Linked DNA regions of Mus musculus: region 1 is linked to region 2. A link is a loop called in an ENCODE intact Hi-C map of the cell type or tissue named here. Cell type or tissue: left cerebral cortex. All regions are shown on one strand.

Region 1 (8,000 bases), 260 kb after region 2:
TGCCTGGCCCACTGCTAAGCCTTATAAAAATGACTGTTAGGAACATCCCATCGAAATCGATAGCTGTGGGAACCACGTAGATGGGAAAGGTAGATGCTGAGCAGAGCAGAGAGAACTATGCCTAGAGGCTACCGTAAATGCCCCCAAATTACATAGCAAAGACAGCAGAGCCCATAATTACCTTCAAGCAGCTCAGACACAGAAGCCTCTTAACTGGCAAAGGGCTGAATCTCCTCAGAGCTTCAGGTGCCACCATTTAAAGCCAGAGACCAAGTGCAAACTCCAAGCCACTGCTCTTCCCAACATGAGAGGACTTGCTTAGGAGACACAGATCTACAGAAATCACAACTACCCTGGCCAGACTTACCACGGTTCTCACAGCCTAGAGGCTGCCAGAAAGACTGGCACAGAGTAAGTGTGGAGAAGACAGCAAGCAGCACCAAAGCTCAGCACAGAAAAAAGACCCAATTCAATCTTAGAACTTCTCCTCCAAAAAGCATAAAATATTCCATACAGTTTTCACATCTTCCCTCTACTCCTGTAAGGACATGAACAGGACAATTCACAGCTATCCCACTTCACAAATAAAAGGGGAGGACAAAGATGACAAGTCTGCCCTCCATACCACAGCTAATGCTCAACTTCCAAAAGAAAGAATCCAGACTTTCCTAATTCTCTATACAGCATGCTGCCTCCAAACAGCAGTCAACCAAAATGTTTACACACAGATACCTAGCTCTTCTCAATCCACCCGAAAAAGCTCTTGGACCAAGAACTCTATTTCTTCACTGCCCTCAACAACGCGTCTTTGCAGAGGCGCAGCCTGATTTGCTCTGCAGCAGAAATCTGTATTGTGCTTAGTGTAAGGGCTGGTGACAGAGCAGCCAATGGCCATTAAATTCTGCTTCCAAGGCAAAACACCATACAATGGTATATGCCTTTTTCACTTCCTAATCTATTAGACGCAGCAGCTAATTTCACGCCACACCTCATACTTGTCGTCTTGGGAATCTTAGAGCAAGTCCTGGTCAATGTGGAACAAAGGCAAGACAAACCACAGAAAATTATCAATCCATCCTATGCCATTATCCACAGCTCCAACCGTGCCCTCACCCTCAGCTAGTGCAAATTTCATCCACATTGGCAAGTGGAGCATCAAATACAGAACCTACCACTGTGGGGGATGGGGATTGTTTCAGAAACCACACACTTTTCAAGACCTAAGCTCTCAGCAGTAATTCATTCATTCTCTCTCTCTCTCTCTCTCTCTCTCTCTCACACACACACACACACACACACACACACACACAATAATAGTAATAAAAACAGGCCCTACCTAAAGGAGTAGACACAGGGAACAACAATCAGGGCAAGGATCTGGGTTTGGCCCATGACACAGATGTTCAGAAATGGCAACAAAGCCAAAATAAGTCCACACCTTTTATCTTGGAGAATTAAAGTTCCCTTGAAAATCCATGTCCAAGAATGGGTGGTTTGTGAACAAGGATAAACTAGGAAGCTTTAAAAAAAAAATTTAAATTGGGCCCAGATATACTTATCTTTCAACATCCCCCTACCCTCCAAGATTCTAGTGCTCAACAAAGTTATCAATTTATCTGCTCTTTGCCCTTGGTCTGTCACTGTCTGTATGTTTCAAGACTACATCACAGAAACCATACCAAGACCAATTCCAATCAGGCACAGTGGCAGCAGGCCTGGTCCTTGGGAGGAGGTAGGAAGAAAGAGCAAGAGATCCAGACCAGTCTGCTACACAGTGAATTAAAAGCAAGCCTGATCAACATAATAAAAACCTTGTCTAACAAAACAAAACAAAAGCCACCAATTCAAGTTTAAAACAGATTCAGAACTACAACTCACAATGTTATACCACAAGGTAAGACTCATTCATGGCTGCAAAAGCTGACAGCTTTCCAAACTGACACTACAGAACTATGTCCCGACAGTAAAAGTCTAGCCACTTCTTAGAAATTCAGGGGAACAACTCACCATTTAAGTTTGGAATTGCCATTAATTGGACTAGAAGTCACTGTGTATACCTCACCTAGACCTCTCACCTCCGTGTGAAAGTGAGAGAGTCAGCACAACGCCATTCAGAAAGTGGTCAGCACACAGGCTTTAGACAGCAAATATCCAGGAACAACCAGAATATTAAGGGAGCTGCCCAGCTAATTGCTGGCCAGACTCCTCGGGCTATTTGCATGCTTGTACTTGCGAAGAGAGTGAAGGCTGGTGCACTGAGAGAACAAGCAAGACGATCAAGATAATAACAGGCAGGTGATTGACACCAGCTTTTCGGCCCCAAGGCCACACATTTCCAGCAACCTTCAGCAATGGTAGTAATAACAGACATGGGAGGGGTGCTTAAAAAGTGGGGCCGGAACAGGGATGGAAGGTGAGGCCGGGCTTCAGATCATCCCCAGCAAGAGACGCTAACCCACTGAGAAGTGTCACAGAGTGTGAACTCTCCGAGAGTTGAAAGCTGTTTCCACAATTAGCTCTGACCTAATGCGAGATGTCACCACCTTTAATCCCAAGTGTCTGCCTCCTCCTGAAGTCCACAGCTCAGCTCTAACAGTATCGTGTTGGCAGTAGGGGAAAACGAGGGAAACGAAACAAGAAATGGAACTTTGTCGCTTGCCCACCCCCAACCCCCAAGCCAATCTCACCTCCCCGTATCCAGCTCCCGGACCGCTGAGCCTCCCATGTCGGTCAGGCTCGCAGCTGAAGCTGCCAGATCTCCCGAAGGCCTCTTGCCGGTCCCATCCCCGCCGCCCGAGCCGCCGTTACAGCTCTTCGTGCGAAACAGGCGACTGAGGCGGATTTTGAAGGAGCCCTTCCGAGAAGGGCCTGCGAGAGGCCGGAGGGGCCCGGGAGGCGGCGGCGGTGGGGGAGGTTGCTGCTGCTGCTGCTCCCCTCGGCTCAAGCGCCCTGGAGGGACCAAGTCCTGCAGCGGAAAGGGCACCGGGGGTAGTTCGGGACCCGGAGGCTGCAGAAGCAGCCGGCCACCCACTCCTCCTCCTCCACGGCCGGGGCTGCTGAGCTCCTCTTCCGAGCAGCTGTTAGTCTCCAGGCTCTCGGCCTCCGATTCCAAGCCCTCCAGGACCAGCAGCGCGTCGCTCGTCTCCGTCGGGTCCTCCCCGGCCTGCGGGGCGGCAGCAGGCGGCGGGGGTTGCGGCGGCGGCGGCTGCGGGGGACACGGGCACGGACAGCAGCCTCCGCCGGCAGTCTTGATCCCCGGCCCCGCCGGCTGTCCGAGCCCCAGGGCCGCCAGCTGCGCCTCTAGTCCAGCCACGGGACCCCAGGTCCGCTCGAGCGCCAAGCCCGGCGGGAGGGCCTTGGGATCCAGCGCGCAGCGGTGCCGGGGACACAGCAGTTCCGAGGGTCCCGGCTCCCGGGCCGCCTCCGCGTCCTCCTCCTCCGGCGGCCGCCCCACGTTGCGGAACACCATCAGCTGAGGCGGCCGGGCGCCCCGCGAGCCGGGCCGCGCGAGGAAGGGTGGTGGCGGCGACGGGCCATGGCTGTGGCCCGGGGGCGGCGGCGGCGGCGGCGGGCCTGGCTCGGGGGCGGCCTCTCCATAGCCGAGGAGGCGGCTCAGGACCCGGTACGAAGCGGCCGCCGCCGCCGCCTCGCCGTCCCGGAGCTCGGCCCCCTGCATCGGGGTGGCGAAGGGAGGGAGGGCGGGCGGCTAGGAGCCGGGCTGGGTGGGGACTAGGCCGGGCCCCGCCGGAGCCCCGCCCGCCGCGGCCCCCGGAGCGACAGCGCTAACGGCCGCCGCGGCCTCTGCCTCATAGAGGGGGCGGGGGGGGGGGGGCGCGCGGAGCCCAGCGCGAGCCCAGGCCGCGCGCTGCCGCCGAGGACCGCCCCTAGACGTCACTTCCTGTCCAGGGCCCGCCCCCTTTCCCCAGGGTGCGCAAGCGTCGGACTCCACTCTGCCTGACGTTTCTCTTGGCCCTGGTAGCTATTGGCCGTCTGCTGCATCTGGGGCCTCCGTGGTCTCCGGCACCGACCCCTGCTTTTTCACTTCCTGGGCGCCCGGGCCCTGTCCACCGTCCTGTGTAGAGCAGTGCAGGCCTCGGGACCCGGGTCTGGACCTGGGAGAGGGTCGTGGACCTTGGCACTGTCTGGGGGTCTTGTCCTGTCCATGCTGCCTGGAGTGTGTGACCTTGGCCAAGTCATTTCATTACATCTGCATCCTCTTTCCTAGCATCCGATGAACTGTGGAATGACTACATGAAAATGGGTTGTAGAGCCTGCAGTGTGCTCTTCCGTGCCAAAACAACTGGATCTTTGAGAAGACAAGAGTGTGTATATAGTTAGCATAATCTCATCATGAATTTGAAATGAAGAATGGATATACACAATTCCAAGAAATGAAGATATACAATAGCCAATTCTGTACGACTGATGGCCAAATACATCCTTCCACTGATTGTTGTCATAGTGTATGTCATGTTGAGGATAGAATCCAAGACGTGGCACGTGCTAAGCAACAGTTCCATCACCAGACCTCATTCCCAGCCCTTCCCAAAATGATGACAAGTGACCAAGGACTGCAATTGTAACAAGAATTTTTACTAATATTTTCCTCTGTTGATGAAAGAGAACAGTGAAAAAGCAAAACCTGATCAAATCATCAATCATGGGGGCAACTTTGCTGAGTCGGAATTGGTTTCAGTGACGGGGAAGAGTTCCTTCAACGTTTTTGTGCCATTGCTAATGTAACACCTACAGATAGATGTACAGGAGATGTAAATCAGAATCGCTGTCATAATCTCCATCACTTAAAAAAAATGTATGTGTATGCACATGTGTGTGCAGAATCCGAGAAAGGGCATCAGATCCCCTAGACCTAATTATTAGCTGCCCCAAGTCCCTGGACATGGGTGTTGAGAGCTGAGTTCTGACCCTCTGCAAGAGCAGAACAAGCCGTTATCTGCTGAGCTAGCTCTCTAGGCCCCTCCATCTCTCTTTCTTTCTTTCTTTCTTTCTTTCTTTCTTTCTTTCTTTCTTCCTTCCTTCCTTCCTTCCTTCCTTCCTTTCTTTCTTTCTTTCTTTCTAGACAGGGTTTCTCTGTGTGGCCCTGGCTGTCCTGGAACTCATTCTGTAGACCAGGCTGGCCTTGAATTCAGAATCATGTCTGTGCTGGGAATGAAGGAATGTGCCATCACCACCCAGCTCCCTATACCCCTTTTGTTTTTCAGACAGGGACTCTCACAAGTATCAGGACTTAAGTTTGGATCCCCAGCACAGTATAAAAGCCAGGCAGAGCAGCATGTGTCTGTGATCTTCGCACTTGATGTGGGGTGGATCCCGGGAGCTCCCTCACCAGTCAATCTAGCCAAATTGATGAACTCCAGAATCAATGAGGAACAGGCACATTACAGAGCCATCTTCCCAGCCCAGTGGGGTCATTCTGAAATAGAAATTTGCTCACAGCCTGTGATTGTAAAGATGTATTTACATATATTTCTCTGCACACCAAAAGACAGCATCAGACCCATTACAGATAGTTGTGAGCTGCCACGTGGAGTCCTGGGAATTGAACTCAGGACCTCTGGAAGAACAGCCAGTACTCTTAACCACTGAGCCATCCCTCCAGCCCCACAGCCTGTGATTGTAGTTGTTCATGCTTTCTGCATTCTTAGGATAGAGAGAAAACCCTCTATGTGACATATAGGGTCCTAATGGTTTTGCCCTGCCTACGTCTTACTCTTACACATTGCCCACCAAGCTGTATCTTGTCTGTTCAGTTCTGCTAACACCGTTCTTTTTAAGACTTATTTATTATTATACATAAGTACACTGTAGCTGACTTCAGACACACCAGAAGAAGACGTCAGATCTCATATTAAGGGTGGTTGTGAGCCACCATGTGGCCGCTGGGATTTGAACTCAGGACCTTTGGAAGAGCAGTCAGTGCTCTTACCCGCTGAGCCATCTCACCAGCCCAGTTACACCGCTATTTTCAACATTCATGGGCATTCTTCTGTTATTTGCCACTGCTACCCCTTTTTTCTCCTGCAGTGTCAGGACACAAATCCAGTGTTTATATCTCCAAAGCAAAGCTGCAGCTTGACCAGTGGCCAGCATCTCCCACCTAACTAAGCTCCATTCTCAGATAAGTTTTCTCTCGGGTTTGTGCTCAGTGAACTGGCCAGCCTTCAGACTGAACTCTCTCCTCACCAGACCGGGGAGATGTACGTTCTCTCTCAACTTCAAGACCCAGTCTCTGTTACGCTTAATTGCACATGTGTGATTTGATTAACACTCTGTCCAGACTAGAGAGATGGCTCAGTGGTTATCACTGACCACTCTACCAGAAGACCCAAATTCAATCCCCAGCTCCCACACAGGGGAAGCTCACAGCTCCCAGTCCCAGGTGACTGCATCCCTCTAGCTTTCACGTGGGCGTGCCCATACACAGGTGACTAAAAATGAAATAAGTCATGGAGCTAGAGAGATGGCTCACTTAAGAGCACTGCTTACAGTTTGGAGAGATGGCTCAGAGGTTAAGAGCACTGACTGAGTTCAAATCCCAGCAGCCACATGGTGGCTCACAACCATCTGTAATGAGATCTGATGCCCTCTTCTGGTGTGTCTGAAGACAGCTACAGTGTACTTAGATATAATAATAAATCTTTAAAAAAAAAAAAAAAGAGCACTGCTTACTCTTCTTGTGGATCCCAGTTCAGTTGCCACCACCTACACTGTGGCTCACAAAGGTCTAATTCCAGCTCCATGGGATCAGATGCCCCCTTCTGGACTCCTTGGGCACCAGACTCACACATGGTAAATAGACAAGCAAATATGACAGCCATCAAAAGCATAAAAAAGATAAAAATAAAAACAAACAACAACAACAAAAAATAGGGTATGGTAGTGCACACCTTTAATCCCAGAACTCAAGAAGCAGAGACAGGTGGATTTCTGTATGTTCTAAGCCAGCCTGGTCTACATAATGAGTTCCAGGACAGCCTGAGCTACATAGTGAGACCATGTCTCAAACAAACCAAAGATAATAACAATAAAATATAAATCTTTAGGGGCTGGAGAGATGGCTCTGTGGGTAAGAGCACCCACTGCTCTTCCAAAGGTCCTGAGTTCAAATCCCAGCAACCACATGGTGGCTCACAACCACCTGTAATGAGATCTGACTCCTTCTTCTGGAGTGTCTGAAGACAGCTACAGTGTACTTACATATAATAAATAAGTCTTTAAATAAACAAACAAACGAACAAACAAACACATCTTTTTTTTTTTTAAATCTGGGGCTGGCAAGATGGCTCAGCAGGTAAGAGCACTAACTGCTCTTCTGAAGGTACTGAGTTCAAATCCCAGCAACCACATCGTGGCTCACAACCACCTGTAATGAGATCTGACTCCTTCTTCTGGAGTGTCTGAAGACAGCTACAGTGTACTTACATATAATAAATAAGTCTTTAAATAAACAAACAAACGAACAAAAAAACACATCTTTTTAAAAAAAAAATCTGGGGCTGGCAAGATGGCTCAGCAGGTAAGAGCACTAACTGCTCTTCTGAAGGTACTGAGTTCAAATCCCAGCAACCACATGGTGGCTCACACCATCTGTAATAGGATCTGACACCCTCTAAAGACAGCTACAGTGAGTGGAGTTTTATTCCCAGCAATCAGGTGAGGGCTCACAACCATCTACAGTGTACTCATATACATAAAATAAATAAATAAATCTTAAAAAAAAAGTCTGCCTCCTCTAGTAAAATATAAGTTCCAGAAGGCAATGTTTGTTCTCTGTCCCTCACGGCCTCTCTAATGTCAGAACGTAATGTCAATGACTGACATGAAGTAGGCCCTTGATATAGAAATACAGAATTGTCAGACAACCTTAAGCCTCATGAACGATCCACGATTCAAATCCACCTCAAATTCTGCACGACAGAATTAGCAGCCACTCTTGTAAATGAAGAAACAAACTGACATGCAGCTATGGTTGATCGGCT
Region 2 (8,000 bases):
TGCTATCCATTCCGATGGGGCAAAGGTATCCGTCATCTCCCTCCCACCCTAGCCCTTGCGTCACCCCCAGCCCCCACCCCCGCAGGAGGGAAACGGGAGATTTTGGGGAGTGGGGAGAAAACCCCGGAAAAAAAATCAATTACAAGGGAGAAGTTGAGAAAGGCAGACGCCACGCTCATGGTAATTTCCCTGCTTTGGTAGAGTGGTGTCTTTTGGATGGGATTTGTGTCTTTTAGCCTGTCTGGAGCTGCCGGGTAGAAAGATTCAGCTCTGGGCAGAGTGCCTTCTCTGAGCAACTGGAAGGAATGGGGTCGCTCGGCTCCTCTCTCCCCACTGGAAGGGTTTAGCCTCCACCTAACACCTTTTGGTCAGACCTAGAACTACCCTCTGGGCAAGGTTTAATTAATTTCAAGACTTTCAGAGCTCCAAGCTCTGAGAAACTTCAAAGCTCTAGAAACTTCTAGCCATGTTACCTAGTAGGGGGCAGAATTTGGTTTTAGATCTACCACAGCAAATCAGCACGGGGTGATGGTTTTGAAACAGAGTTTTTTATTTTATTTTATTTTATTTTTTTCCTCCATTCACACTGGAACAGGCCAGGACCAAATGACAGGAGTGGACCCTGCTGCTCTGAGGCTCTAGGGGAGAGTCCCTTAGTGCTTTCCAGCTTCCAATGGCCCGAGGTGGTCCCTACCTCAAGTTCTGGAGGCCTCTCGGTATAAGGATCTTTGTGTTAGACTTTAGAATTCATCCATACTCTATTTAGTTGGTTGTGATTCCAAACTCCTACTGTTTTGAGACTGGACCTTAGGATTGAGCCCTTGATGGGTTGGCATTTGTGATGTAAACTAGACTGCCCTGAAACTTGCTGGGATCCTCCTGCCTCTGCCTTTAAGTGCAGAGACTACAAGTGTGCTCTGCTAGAGCCCATTTTCTAAGAAAGGCCACAGTCACAGGTTTTTGAGGGTTAGGAATATCTTTGGGCGGGGGGTGTCTACCATTCAGACCACTACAAAGCAGTTCCGGGAAAAGGGAAGTTACTGAGGAAACGTGATATAGCATGGGCTGAGATTGGGGCGCATACAGATCCTCCTCAACTGGGACCACAGTCGCTTACAGGGAAATGGCCTCTAGTTTCCTCAGGCTGCCCTTGAGGGTGTTAGAGTACCTCTCCTTTTCCCAGTGCATCAGAGACCCCAGAGATCCTGGGCTTCCTCCATACCTGTTCCCTTCCAGTTTGTCAGGGATGACAAGATCACAGTTCTTGGCTTCTTACCAAGGGGTGTGTGTATGTGTGTGTGTGTTTGTGTGTATCTGTATGTCTATCTATCTGGACATGCTTTCATGTAGCCCAGGCTGATGTTCCTAAAGGTGGCCATGAAATTCTAATCTTCAGGCCTGCATCTTCTGAGTGCTGGGGTTCAGTGGTACCCCCACTTCCATCTCACTAGCAGGGTCTCTTACGTCCTCTCTTTTTGTCACCTATGGTTTCTACACTGAGCCCCTGGGGTTCCTGTGCCTCCCTTCCCAGAGCCTCTGCTGCGCCCCAGACAGTCCGCTCTCCTTGGTTCACATCTCCACTGTTCCCCTGGCATTCTCAGCTGCCTCCACACCTTCTGCCCCTTGCCTCTTAACCTGTTTGCAGCCTGACTTCTGCCCCTGTGAGAGTCAGAGGATGACAACCACACCCATGTGTCCTATAACCACTCCCTTTCCGGCTTCTCTGTGGCCTCTGGACACTGGTGGCCATTGCTGACGCTGTCTGTCCTGGTTTACTCCTTAGGTTCCGCATCTGTCTCCCCTTACTTTCTCTGGCGGCGGTGTCTCCTCCCTACAGCGGCACTTTTCATCAGCTAATTATTCATTAGGACTCTCGATCCCCCTCTTGAGCTTGGGTCCCTTATCTCCAGGTGGACACTGGCAACTCCTTCTATTGTCTCTGCCCACATTAGCCCTGCAGCCCTGCTTTCTGTTTCTCTCCATCACCTCCACAAGACCTGACAACTTGATCAGAATTCTCCTCACCCAACTGTTTCTTTCCAAATGTGCTCCCTCACCTCCCAAGATCCATGTCACCTTTTTTTTTTTTTTTTTTTTTAAAGAGACAGGGTTTCTCTATGTAGCTCTGGCTGTCTTGGAACTCCCACTGTAGACCAGGCTGATCTCAAACTCAGAGATCCTCCTGCCTCTGCCTGTGGAGGGCTGGGTGTGCATCACCATCTGGCGTCTTCCTTCTTCTTCCCTTCATTTACTCCTTCCCTCCTCTGGCAGGATCTTCCTGCTTGAATCTCGAAAGCCCTGGGATCACAGGGGTGTCCCACCATTACTCATCCCTATAGCTCTTGCACCCACCAATTCTGGTTCTGTACCCACTGCCTGTGCTCTGGACTGTTGCCGCAGCCATCTCGCCAGTTTCTGCACACCCGTTTTTTTCTCTGACTCCTTTCTGTCAGGCTTCCTTTTTATTTAGTGGGTTCCCTGGTTTTATTCAATGTAATTTCCTTGAACCGTCTTCTGGGGCCTGTGTTGTTTGACCTTGACTCCCCTGTCCAGCTTGGACTACTTTACTTCGTTTAACACACCATGGGATTATTAAGCTGGAAAATACTTCCTTCCCTATACACTCCTCCCTTTACACTCATTCTCCAGAGCCCATTTGAAAGTGACATAGTTTCCATGGAATTTTTGATTCTCCAGTTGAATGCGATCTATGGCACACCTAGATTTATTTAGTGAGCGATAGATAATAGACTTAGATAGACAGACAGAGAGACGTGGGGGTTAATGCGGATGTGGGAGTCAGAGGACAACCTTGCAGAGTTGCTTGGCTCCAGCCTCCGTTCCTTTGGTCCCAGGGATCAAACTCAGACCAACAGGCTTGCATAACAAGGGTTTTTACACACTGAGCCACCTCATTGGCCCCCAACTCTTGAATTTTCATTTCCTTGGAGGCACAAAGGAAAATAGAGCTTTGGGGTCATGTGCCCCTCCCGCTCCCCGTGGCGGACCTGGGTCAGGATGCCACAGTGCAGTCAATATCAGTAGCAGAATGAGAAGCACGATGTGATTCCCCTTCTTAAGGTCTCTCTCCACAGACAGACATGCTGTGCTACGCCAGCTGAGAGAGTTATCCTCTCTGGACTTCTGTGTTACCTCTCACCACTCTGAGCAATGCTTTCATTTCCTGGGGTTGACCCGCACTGAACTGAGAGTCTCTGCCATGTGACGTCATCTCAGAATCACTCCCAGAGCTTTGAAAACTTCTGTAGAAGGCGCTGTCCAGCTTGACAACCTCCCTACAGAATGTTAAAGAATTGGAGTCGGGCAGTGGTGGCACACGCCTTTAATCCCAGCACTCGGGAGGCAGAGGCAGGGGGATTTCTGAGTTCGATGCCAGTCTGGTCTACAAAGTGAGTTCCAGGACAGCCAGGGCTATACAGAGAAACCCTGCCTTGAAAAACAAAACAAAAGAAAAAAGAAGAAGAAGAAGAAGAAGAAAAAAGAATTGGGGCTGGTCCAGTGAGATGGCTCAGTGGGCAAAGGGGCTTGCTGCCAAGCCAAAGGACCTGAGTTTAATCCCCCCATGGTGGAAGAAAGGACATCTGCAAGTTTTCCTCCGATCTCCACACCCACACCAGCGTGCAAAAGCACTTGCACATGTGGCAGAGCCAATGCACGAACGGATGCACGTGTACACACACACACACACACACACACACACACACAAAATATATTTAAAGTTGAGCAGTAATGACAAGGTTATAATCCTTGGGAATTTTTTCACTCCCCGTGTAGCCATCCAGTCTCTCTTGCTTTCTTTATTCCAGGACTTGGATCAGTTCCTTGTACACAGAAGGCAGTGAATGAATGAATGCTTCCTTGATGTTGACTGGGTATTCCAAGGACCCCACAGTAAAAGGAGCAGCGATTTGCCACGGTGCAGTTCCTGAGATTTCCCACAAGATGTCACTGTCTGCAAGCACCTGCCGGATCTTAGTTGTGGCTAGAGGGTGAAGAAGAGATTAGTTCTCATTGAGTGCCTCGCTGCGCTGGCCCCTAGGTGAGGCCCTGAGAAATGGTGATGACCTACATGGCCTCTGTTCCTCAGAACTTAAGGCTAATGCTAAATGCTATGCATGAGTTGTTTTGCTTTCTAAACATTAAAGAGTATCTGTTCACCAACTGAGGAAATGTGGCTCTGAGAGGCTAATTGATTTACCCTGAGGTCACACAGCATGTGGAAGAGCGTTCATCCTGAGTTGACCTGTTTTTTTCCTGATAGCTACACAGTCACACAGTAGGTTCTTTGACAGCATTTGCTGGGAGCTGTGCATTGTTCTGATCTAAGTGCCTGTTGTTGTTGTTGTTGTTGTTGTAGTTTCACTCTCCCTAGCTGGCCTGGAACTCACTATGTAGACCGGATTGGTCTGGAACTCACAGATCTGCCCACCTCTGTCTTCCAAGAGCTGCTATTAAAGTTGTGTACCACCACACCTGGCTTATTCTAAGTGTTCTCTCTCTGTTGTAGGGGGATGTGCATGGTTGCCATTGCCATCGCGCTCACACATGTGGAAGTTAGAGAACACCTCTGTGGAGTTGGTTTTAGAAGTCACAGCTCTGTGACAGAGACACAGAATATGTGCCTATGTGTGCCTATGTGTACCTATGTGTGCCTGTGTGCGCCTATGTGTGCCTATGTGTACCTATGTGTGCCTGTGTGCGCCTATGTGTACCTATGTGTGCCTGTGTGTGCCTATGTGTGCCTATGTGTACCTATGTGTGCCTGTGTGTGCCTATGTGTGCCTATGTGTACCTATGTGTGCCTGTGTGCGCCTATGTGTGCCTATGTGTACCTATGTGTGCCTGTGTGTGCCTATGTGTGCCTGTGTGTGCCTATGTGTGCCTGTGTGTGCCTATGTGTGCCTGTGTGTGCCTATGTGTGCCTGTGTGTGCCTATGTGTACCTATGTGTGCCTGTGTGTGCCTATGTGTGCCTATGTGTACCTATGTGTGCCTGTGTGCGCCTATGTGTGCCTATGTGTACCTATGTGTGCCTGTGTGCGCCTATGTGTGCCTATGTGTACCTATGTGTGCCTGTGTGTGCCTATGTGTGCCTGTGTGTGCCTATGTGTGCCTGTGTGTGCCTATGTGTGCCTGTGTGTGCCTATGTGTGCCTGTGTGTGCCTATGTGTACCTATGTGTGCCTGTGTGTGCCTATGTGTGCCTATGTGTACCTATGTGTGCCTGTGTGCGCCTATGTGTGCCTATGTGTACCTATGTGTGCCTGTGTGCGCCTATGTGTGCCTATGTGTACCTATGTGTGCCTGTGTGTGCCTATGTGTGCCTGTGTGTGCCTATGTGTGCCTGTGTGTGCCTATGTGTACCTATGTGTGCCTATGTGTGCCTCTGTGTGCCTGTGTGTGCCTGTGTGTGCCTGTGTGCGCCTATGTGTGCCTATGTGTACCTATGTGTGCCTGTGTGTGCCTATGTGTGCCTGTGTGTGCCTATGTGTGCCTGTGTGTGCCTGTGTGTACCTATGTGTGCCTGTGTGTACCTATGTGTACCTATGTGTGCCTGTGTGTGCCTATGTGTGCCTGTGTATGCCTGTGTGTGCCTGTGTGTGCCTGTGTGTACCTATGTGTACCTGTGTGTGCCTGTGTGCGTCTATGTGTGCCTGTACTAGCATAGGAGAAGCAGGTCATGTGATCCCTTCTTCAGGATGTGGGCACTCTACAGATAACACTTGTCAACTCTGGCTCAGTGACTTACTCTCTCTGAGCCTCAGCATTGCCTCCAAAAATCAGTGGATTTTGCGACACAAGTGGTAGGTTGGTTACCTGCGCTGGTTAGTTTTTACCAATTGGACATAACCTAGAGTCATCTGGGAAGAAAGAGTCTCAGTAGAGAAACTGCCCAGGTTAGATTGGCCCGTGGCTTTGTCTATAAGTTTTCTTTTTTTTTTTTTTTTTTTTTAAGATTTATTTATTTATTATATGTAAGTACACTGTAGCTATCTTCAGACACTCCAGAAGAGGGCGTCAGATCTCATTATGGATGGTTGTGAGCCACCATGTGGTTGCTGGGATTTGAACTCTGGACCTTCAGAAGAGCAGTCGGGTGCTCTTAACCACTAAGCCATCTCGCCAGCCCATGTTTTCTTGATTGATGATATGGGAGGACCCAGCCCACTATGGGCAGCACCATTCCCTAGGTAGATGGATCTGGGCTGCATAAAGCAGCATCTCCCCATGGTTTCTTCCTCCCTTCCTGTCCTGACTTTCTTAAATGGCAAACATGGACGATGAAATAAACCCTTTAGTTCCCAATTTGCTATTGGTCACGGTGCTTATCACAGCGATTGATAGGAAACGAGACCTTCTCCTATGAGCTATCACAAAACCCAAGCACTTAGGGAAAAGAAGGAGCTGAAGCGTCTGCTTCCTGTAGAGAGTACCCTCGGAGCATGGTTGGGGTCCTGGTTTAAATCTTCAGCACCAGGGGTGGGGATGGCAGTGGGGGTGACAGACACAGGAGGCAGGGAAGGCGAGAGGAAGAGGGCTGAAGACTGAAAACACACATCTAGCTTTAACTAGTCCAGATCGCGGCACACACATTACCCACTGGGCCCTACTTCCAGTCTGTTACCCCATCATTTTGGCTCCTGTGTTGGCATGTGAGTCAGGTTGAGAGTTGACGGAGTCCTCCTAGAAACTGAAGTCTGGCCCAGGTGTCCAGGTAAGTCAGCCACTCCAGGGCGATGTAGCTGAAGGAAGGTTGGTAGGAACCTTGAGGGTAGGACTGGGCAAGAACAGCTCAGGGATGTGTGTAGAGAGAGGAGGGGCTAAGGCCAGAAAGAACCCTGATGACATCAGTGGCCATCAGTGTGGAGTGAAGCAGAGGCTGATGACGTCAGTGGCCATCAGTATGGAGTGATGCAGGGGTGCTTTGAGGCCACTGCTAATTTGCCAACAGATGATTCTTCGGGCCTGACTGGGGCTTCCTAAACCTCTGTGCAGTCGAATGTGGCTACGTGACTAGAATCGCATCAGTGGGCTGCAGGGGGCAGTATTGTGTGCCTTCCCAGCCTGGTTATGCCCTTTCAATTTCTGCCTGGCATACCCCAGGATGGCAGCCACCCAAGGTTGGTCAGGAGACCAGGAGGGTGCCCTAGAGGGCAGTACAGTGGCACACACACAAAAAAGCTGGAGTCTTTGAGTAGCCCTGACAACAGAGTCCAACCAGCTTTTGTTTTCTTGGAACTGCAGGGTAGAAACTTCACATTCTTTAAGGACCCATTTTATTTTACTTTATTTTATTTGTTTATTTTAAATAGTTATTTCTTTATTTTAAATAGTGTCTCCCTATATACAGCCTTGGGTTGGCTAGAACTTTATTTAAAGCTCAGACTAGCCTTGAATTTGCAGTGATTATCGGGCTGTGAGCCTTCACATTTTGAGACTCTGGGCTTTAACCACTACACCTACTGGTTTTATGACCCACAGTTCTTGTTTTATTTGTTCTAAGGCAAGGTCTCCTATAGCCTGGCTGGCCTTGAGCTCTATATGTAGCCAAAAAATGGCTTTGGATTTCTGATCCTATGAGAGCACCCACACCTGCCTAAAATATAGTTTTAATAGAGATTTAAGTTCGAACATTGGGAGATAGAGCGAGGAGCACTTAGGAAAAGGTCTCCCCAGCCGCTGTCTTCCATGTTACAGGAATTTAATTAACTAATACCACTTGGCCTAACTAAATTAATGCAGTTTAGCATAATACGACTATATGACTAATTCAGCTAATTAACAAAAATGTGTTCCAGTAGCCAGGTGTGTGGCGCACATACCCACACACCTGGAATCCCAGCATCTGGGAGGCAGGAGATGGTCCTCGTTTGGAGATCAGCCTGCTCTGGTTCTAAGTTCTAGCCAGCCAGAGATTCACGTGAGACATTATCTCTCAGAAGGTGTGGAAGAGGGCTCGGGAGGGGCCTAGTGAGATGAC

The links. Peaks named below come from ENCODE experiments on the same cell type or tissue, not always from the same donor. Only the 100,000 strongest peaks of a DNase experiment are listed, where the experiment ranks them.
Region 1: a loop joins it to region 2, with 2.2 times the contacts of the local background. A loop is called at or near these places in 3 of 42 quality-filtered maps.

The regions. Positions count from the first base shown.
Region 1 is chr11:97,358,111-97,366,110 of GRCm38, reverse strand. Socs7 (suppressor of cytokine signaling 7) reads right to left here and starts at 3,819. Exons shown (of 10, transcript NM_138657.4): 1 at 2,688-3,819. The coding sequence starts at 3,676. In left cerebral cortex, no CTCF peak of the experiment used is centred here; DNase peaks (open chromatin) are centred at 2,623, 3,087, 3,420, 3,924 and 1 more place; H3K4me3 peaks cover 4,568 bases; H3K27ac peaks cover 2,981 bases.
Region 2 is chr11:97,618,610-97,626,609 of GRCm38, reverse strand. 2410003L11Rik (RIKEN cDNA 2410003L11 gene) reads right to left here. Exons shown (of 4, transcript NR_045496.1): 4 at 3,717-4,003. Among named protein-coding and RNA genes, the nearest start is that of Gm38962, 4.0 kb to the right of the region's middle. In left cerebral cortex, CTCF peaks have their summits at 3,958 (motif pointing right) and 7,060 (motif pointing right); DNase peaks (open chromatin) are centred at 3,965 and 7,081; H3K27ac peaks cover 368 bases.